Regions from separate parts of the Homo sapiens genome. Here region 1 is linked to region 2. Evidence: chromatin loops called from intact Hi-C (ENCODE). Cell type or tissue: HepG2. All regions are shown on one strand. Links, peaks and the distances in the headings refer to the core of each region. The heading gives the core; the rest is flanking DNA. Region 1 has its middle 70 kb from the start of FAM182B. Region 2 holds the start of LOC105372582 (a long non-coding RNA gene).

Region 1 (2,904 bases), core at 198-2,697, 110 kb before region 2:
TAGGAGCTCTTTGTCCGACAGGAGAGCAGAGGTCCCACGTCAGAGAAGATGCTTGTATCTTTTCACGGCTCTTCTCTGAGAAATGAAGCCACACCACGCTACGGTCTGCAAGAGGAAGCCGGGAATGGGAGATGGCAACAATCCCTGTCACTGGAACGCTGGCCTCTCTGGAAAAGCCACGCTTTTGGAACCCCTCCCCTTATGCCCATGGAGGTGGCACGGTGCTATACGCTGCCTGGGCTCCGGCCTCTGCTCTCTCCTCCCTCTCGCTCTGCCTCCCCTGTTTCTCAGGGGCCTGGATGCCTCTCGCTCTCGCCAAATGTCTTCAGCAAAGATGACTTCCCAGTCCGTCAGGGAGACACTACCTGGAGATCCGTGTCATGACTGTTTCTCTCTCCAAACGTGTTTCTGCTGGATTGGGCAGGTCTCATGACCCTGGAGCTCTTGACTTCCATACATGTCTCAGGCAGGGAAGCTTCCTTCTTCTCCACGTTTCCCCTCATGGGTGGGTGGATTGCCTAGAAAGAGCGCTAGGCGACCGTGACTGGCCTTGTCTTCCAGGACAGGTGGTGTCGCATTTCCTCTGCGCTTCCTGTCTCATTCTTGAGGGACATCCTCTTCTCTGCTCCTGGGTGGACTGACTCCCATGACCTTCTGTCCGAAACGAATGTCAGGGAACCAAAGGGACTGGGCTGGGGCTGGGGCTGGGGCTGAGTGTAGCCGAAGTTCCGTCAGGGCTACCAGGGTGGTGGAGGGTTAGAGGTGGGGCGAATTTTGCAGAAACCTCTTTGCTCCTCTGCTAGGCATTTGAAAACATGGCTTGGGTCAGGCACACGCCCCCTGCCACCCCCCGGGTCCCAGGTGTTCTTCGATTTTCCTTGGCATTGTGGGAAAGTTCACTCGTTCCACCCTTCCACCGGCACATGCCTGGACACCACCGTTTCTTTCGCCATCGCTCCGTATGCCTCCGGTGACACACATTCACACCATCTGCTGTGGGATACGCCAGTGCCACGCGTGGTCACATGGTCTCCACATCGGATTTGCCCTGGTTCCTGCCTGCAAGTGTCCTGTAAAGCATGGTGGGCTTTCCGGAGCACCAGGGCTTTTAGAAGCTGGGCAGGCCACTGCTCTTTCAAAGGAGGAGGGAGGCAGAGGGCTGATGGATCAGTGAATTTGCAGCTGACACTAGGCCTTGAGACCTATGGGATCATTCTGTGCTGCAGCGAGGCCCTGCCTGCCTCACCAGATGTGGCGAGCCCATCCTATCTCACTCGGAGTGGGCCAAAATGGGATCTGAAGGGGAGTCCTGAGAACACAGCAGGCGTCCTGAAGCTCCCCCTTCCTCCCAAGGTGGAAGTCAGCTCAAGGAGGTCCTGGGGACAGGACACCTGGGGGTTTGGCCCTGGGACAGGACAAGACACCCGCGGTCGCCTCTCCCACGCCGCCCCAAACTGGAGCCCGGATCCAGCCGCTGCGCAGCGGTGGCATTATTTAAAGAGGACGCAGCCTGCCTGCCAGGAGCGGAGAGCGAGTCGGCCCAGCCAATGCGCATGCGTGAGGTGCGAGCGGCTTCTCCCGTCACAGTGCTTCCCACAGTTGTCTTAGAAACCAGTCTCTGAGGCTCGGCAAAGCAGGAGCCCTCTGTGCCAGTGCTTGTGTGTCGGGGCTCTGAGGCTCCGGCCTGACCTCTCCACGGGGTCGACGGGAAGGTTTCCGGATGCCAGGAGTCGCAAAGGGCCGACCAGGATGAGGAAACCCCAGGCGGAGTCCTGGGGAAGCAGCACGGCATCCCAGCCTCAGGCCTGCCGGGATGGTGTTGGTTGGGTTGAGTCTCCCCAAAAGTCGTGCCGCCGTCAGAGATCTCGAAGACAGGTTGGAATGCGTGCCCCTAGGGTGCTCTCTCACCAGAGGGTCGACAGCAGAACCCCGCAGCCTCAGGGGTTGCCTGGGGGTGTGTGTTTTCATGCCTCTGCTGTATGACTCTGTGTGTGTGTCTGTGTGTGTGTGTGTGTGTGTGTGTGTGTGTATCTGTGTGTCTGTGTGTGTGTCTCCCATTCTCTCTTCTCTCTCTGTCTCTCAATCTCTGTGAGTTTCTTTCCCTCTCTCTGTGGGTTTGTGTGTGTGTGCCCGTGTCCATGTGTGTCTTTGGCCGAATGTGCCCTGTGTGCCACAAAGCGGTTTCTCGCATGGCGGCCTGTCTTTGGTGAGCCTCTTTCTGCATCTTTGCCTGGGTCATGAGGCCGGTTGTCAATCGTTTTCGCGGCCGCGGATCCGCTTTGGGTGTGTGAAGGCCTGGCCCACGTGAGGAGATGCGTCGGTCCTGGAGCAATTGAAATCTCATCCTCATCCTGAGCAGCCTCTTTTCTAGCATCAAGATGAAAACACTGCAGCTGAGGACAAGAGCCCCACAGGAGCTCTTTGTCCCACAGGAGAGCAGCGGACCCACGTCAGAGAAGATGCTTGTATCTTTTCACGGCTCTTCTCTGAGAAATGAAGCCATAGCACGATACAGTCTGCAAGAGGAAGCCGGGAATGGGAGATGGCAACAATCCCTGTCACTGGATCGCTGGTTTCTCTGGACAAGCCACGCTTTTGGATCCCCTCCCCTTATGCCTGTGGCGGTGGCACCGTGCTGTTTCCTGCCTGGGCTCCGGCCTCTGCTCTCTCCTTCTTCTTGCTCTGTCCTGCCTCTGCTCTGTCCTCCCTCTTGCTCCTTCTGCTCTGTCCTCCCTCTTGCTCTGTCTCCCCTGTCCTAGATGCCTCTCTCTCTGGCCACATGTCTTCCCTGTCCATCAGGGACTTCCCAGTCCGTGACTTCCCAGTCTGTCAGGGAGACATTTCCTGGAGATCCCTGTTATGATTGTTTCTCTCTCCAAACCTGTTTCTGCTTGATTGGGCAGA
Region 2 (2,904 bases), core at 230-2,729:
TCTTCGGTAGGGAGAAAAAAATACATTCTTAGAATATATTAGGCAAAGACTTTTACTTGTTTCTTTTTCAGTTTAAGGATCTGCTGTTCTACTTTTGCAATTTCTCGATCTACACGATCCATACTCTGTATTAACTCTTCCTTTGAAAGTTTTGAAGGTGAAGCATTTTGATCATCTCCACACGGTTGCCCCAGAATTGGAGAGGATGGAGCTTCATGTTTGCCTCCAAATGCTGGAACCTTTAGAGAATAAAACCAAGAAAAACAATGCATTTCTCACTAATAGAGTCCAGATTGCCTTAAATGAAAAAGTCAGTTTTAAACCACAGCAGAGCCATGTGTACTAAGAAAAGCAATTCTGTCAAGAAATAAAAATAGACTTTGGGTATGGTTAAAGTATAAATCTTATGTTTACAAAATACTGTGATTTCCAGAAATCACTGTATTAGGAATGTGCAATAACATACAAATAAAAGCCATTTTTAAACACATACATACACACACACACACACACACACACACACAAAGAATAAAACCATAAAACTCTGTATTTTAAACTTCCAGCACATCTCAATACAGACCAGCCACATTCCAGGGGCTCAGTGGTCCCAATGGTCAGTGGCTGCCACATTGAAGTGAAGCTCTGAGTGCTGAACCACACCCCCCACCCTCCATTCCCTTTCAGAGGCAAGGGAGTACCCCATCCTTGCAACATCTGAAAATGGTAACCTGAGAGAGCAGTGGGCTGCAAGCAGGAAGTGTCCACGGGTGGATTACTACTTCCCATCTGCTGGTTGGTAGAGTTAGGGGGAATCCTGTTTTACAGAGCAGACACTGATCAAAGGATGATTGTGCCCAGAAGAAGGAAACCCCATGTCTTCAGGTGTGTCCATGGGCTTGATCAAAGTTTAGATATGCAGTGAATAGATTAAAGGCAAACTTATTTTGCTGTTGGTCCTAATGATCAGGCTGTGGTGTGTTTCCTCTTGTGGTATGGGGAACTGTGTGCATTTAAGCACCAATCACATGCATACCTGCCATTTCTGTATTACTCAACACCATCTAACAAGAGATCAAACTTTTTAAAGGAGGGGGAAAAATCAGTATTTGTAGGGTGCCTACTGTTTGCCAGGTAACTTTTAATCCTCCTCCTAAATTCACAGTCAATCGTGCAGCCTACAGGTGTCCTCTCTCCACAGGTAGAAGCAATGCCAGTTCTTCACCTGGATGCTTCAGTCTCTTACCCAAACCCAGTGCATGCTGGGATTATAGTCCGCAGCCCTAGAACCAACAGGCTGGGAGTAGAACAGATACTACAACTCCGAACATTCCGTACGAAGGTCCCGCTTTCCAAATCACACTTCCATGCGTCCAGTGCAGTTCTGCCTTGCTGAGGGAAGCGTGGGTGTTCCCAAACCTCTCCTGCCTGCGAGGAGACAGCGGGGCCAGGGCATCTGGTCTCACCTTGTAATTGTGACACTGTGTCTCCTCGAAGCTTCCCGCTCAAAGCTTGATTTTCTGCAGGCCGGCAAGGACCCCAGAGACTCTCACAGCCTCCTCAGGGTTGCCATGATAATGTTGATCCTCCAGTATGTGGGCGCACACGGCCCCTTTCTTCTGCCCCACCCCTCCCCTCAGCCCCGCCCCTTCCTTCTCGCCCCGCCCCTTGTCACGCCCTTCGAGCATGCGCCGTGTAGCCTTCTCCGTAGAGGTGGGGCTATCAGCCCGTGGACCTGGTAGCTGCAGGCTTTCTTTGTATCCTACTCGGGAAGCTCCCTCATAGTGTCTGAAACCGTCATTTCACTGCCAGAAGTGAATATACACGGTCCTAGTAACCTGGCACTTGCCTTTCCAAAGTCACCTTTCCCTCGGACTCTCCGTGCTGCCACGAATCCTCTGCACCCCAGGAGCACCCCGGTCTGGCTGCGCCCCCCACACCTGGGTCAGGCCTCTCACAGGGACGCCCCAGCCGCTGTAATAAAGTCACATGAGAAAGGCCTGTGACGTTATTAGGAGAAAACGTCACAGGGGAAAGGCCTGAACACTGCTCCATCCAGTCAAGAAGCAGCCACAAGGAAGGGACCCCCTAAGCTGCTTTTGGGGCCACATCCACCACTGACCCCCACCCAGGCTGGTTCCCAGGTCTTGGGGTCCTAGTGATAAGGAAGGGAACTGCTGGAAGGGAAGAGCGTGGTCCCTTCAAATGATACGGAAGGGGGAAGGGAAGTATGGGTTAGAGGAGGGCATGGTCCCTGGCTAGGGCTCCACCCCCACGGACCTAGGTGAGGACAGGCATTTTTGTTTTCTTGCCCAAATGTTGCATTTCCCAAGACCACCGTGGCCTGCCACGCCCCCATCTTGTGCCTATAAAAACCCTGAGGCCCTAACAGGCAGACACACAGGTCCTCTGGACGTCCTCTGGGCATAGAGGGGAGTACTCTGTGGAAGAGCACAGGATAGACTCCAGCAGACCAGCAGGCTATCCACCGGCAGAAGGAGGTGAAGTTTGGCCAGAGAGCCAGGCCCCCCGGGCGCCCAATTCCAGGGGAAAACCATCTCCTTTCTGCCTCCCCCATCTGTTCAGAGCTACTTCCACTCAATAAAACCTCGCGCTTATTCTCCAAGCCCACATGTGATCCAATTCTTCCAGTACACCAAGGCAAGAACCCCAGGATACATAAAGCCCTCTGTCCTTCCAATAAAGCAGGGGTCTAATTGAGATGACTAACACAAGTCGCCTACGGACAGCTAAACTAAGAGCTGTAACACACGTCCACTGGGGCTTCAGCTGTAAACATTCACCCCTAGATCACTGCCATGGGGTCAGAGCCCCATAGCCTGCCCCTCTGTATGCTCCCCTAGAGGTCTGAGCAGCAGGGCACTGAAGAAGCAAGTTACACCCCCA

What was found. Peaks named below come from ENCODE experiments on the same cell type or tissue, not always from the same donor. Only the 100,000 strongest peaks of a DNase experiment are listed, where the experiment ranks them.
Region 1: a loop joins it to region 2, with 9 times the contacts of the local background. A loop is called at or near these places in 3 of 110 quality-filtered maps.

What each region holds. Positions count from the first base shown.
Region 1 is chr20:25,864,517-25,867,420 of GRCh38, reverse strand. No RefSeq gene overlaps it. Among named protein-coding and RNA genes, the nearest start is that of FAM182B, 70 kb to the right of the region's middle. In HepG2, for the core only: no CTCF peak of the experiment used is centred there; a DNase peak (open chromatin) is centred at 1,550; H3K4me3 peaks cover 689 bases; H3K27me3 peaks cover 2,500 bases.
Region 2 is chr20:25,749,898-25,752,801 of GRCh38, reverse strand. It overlaps LOC105372582 (a long non-coding RNA gene), which reads right to left and starts at 1,594. Exons shown (of 2, transcript NR_135006.1): 1 at 1,464-1,594; 2 at 1-239. RefSeq lists an enhancer at 1,725-1,954. In HepG2, for the core only: no CTCF peak of the experiment used is centred there; a DNase peak (open chromatin) is centred at 1,721; H3K4me3 peaks cover 1,159 bases.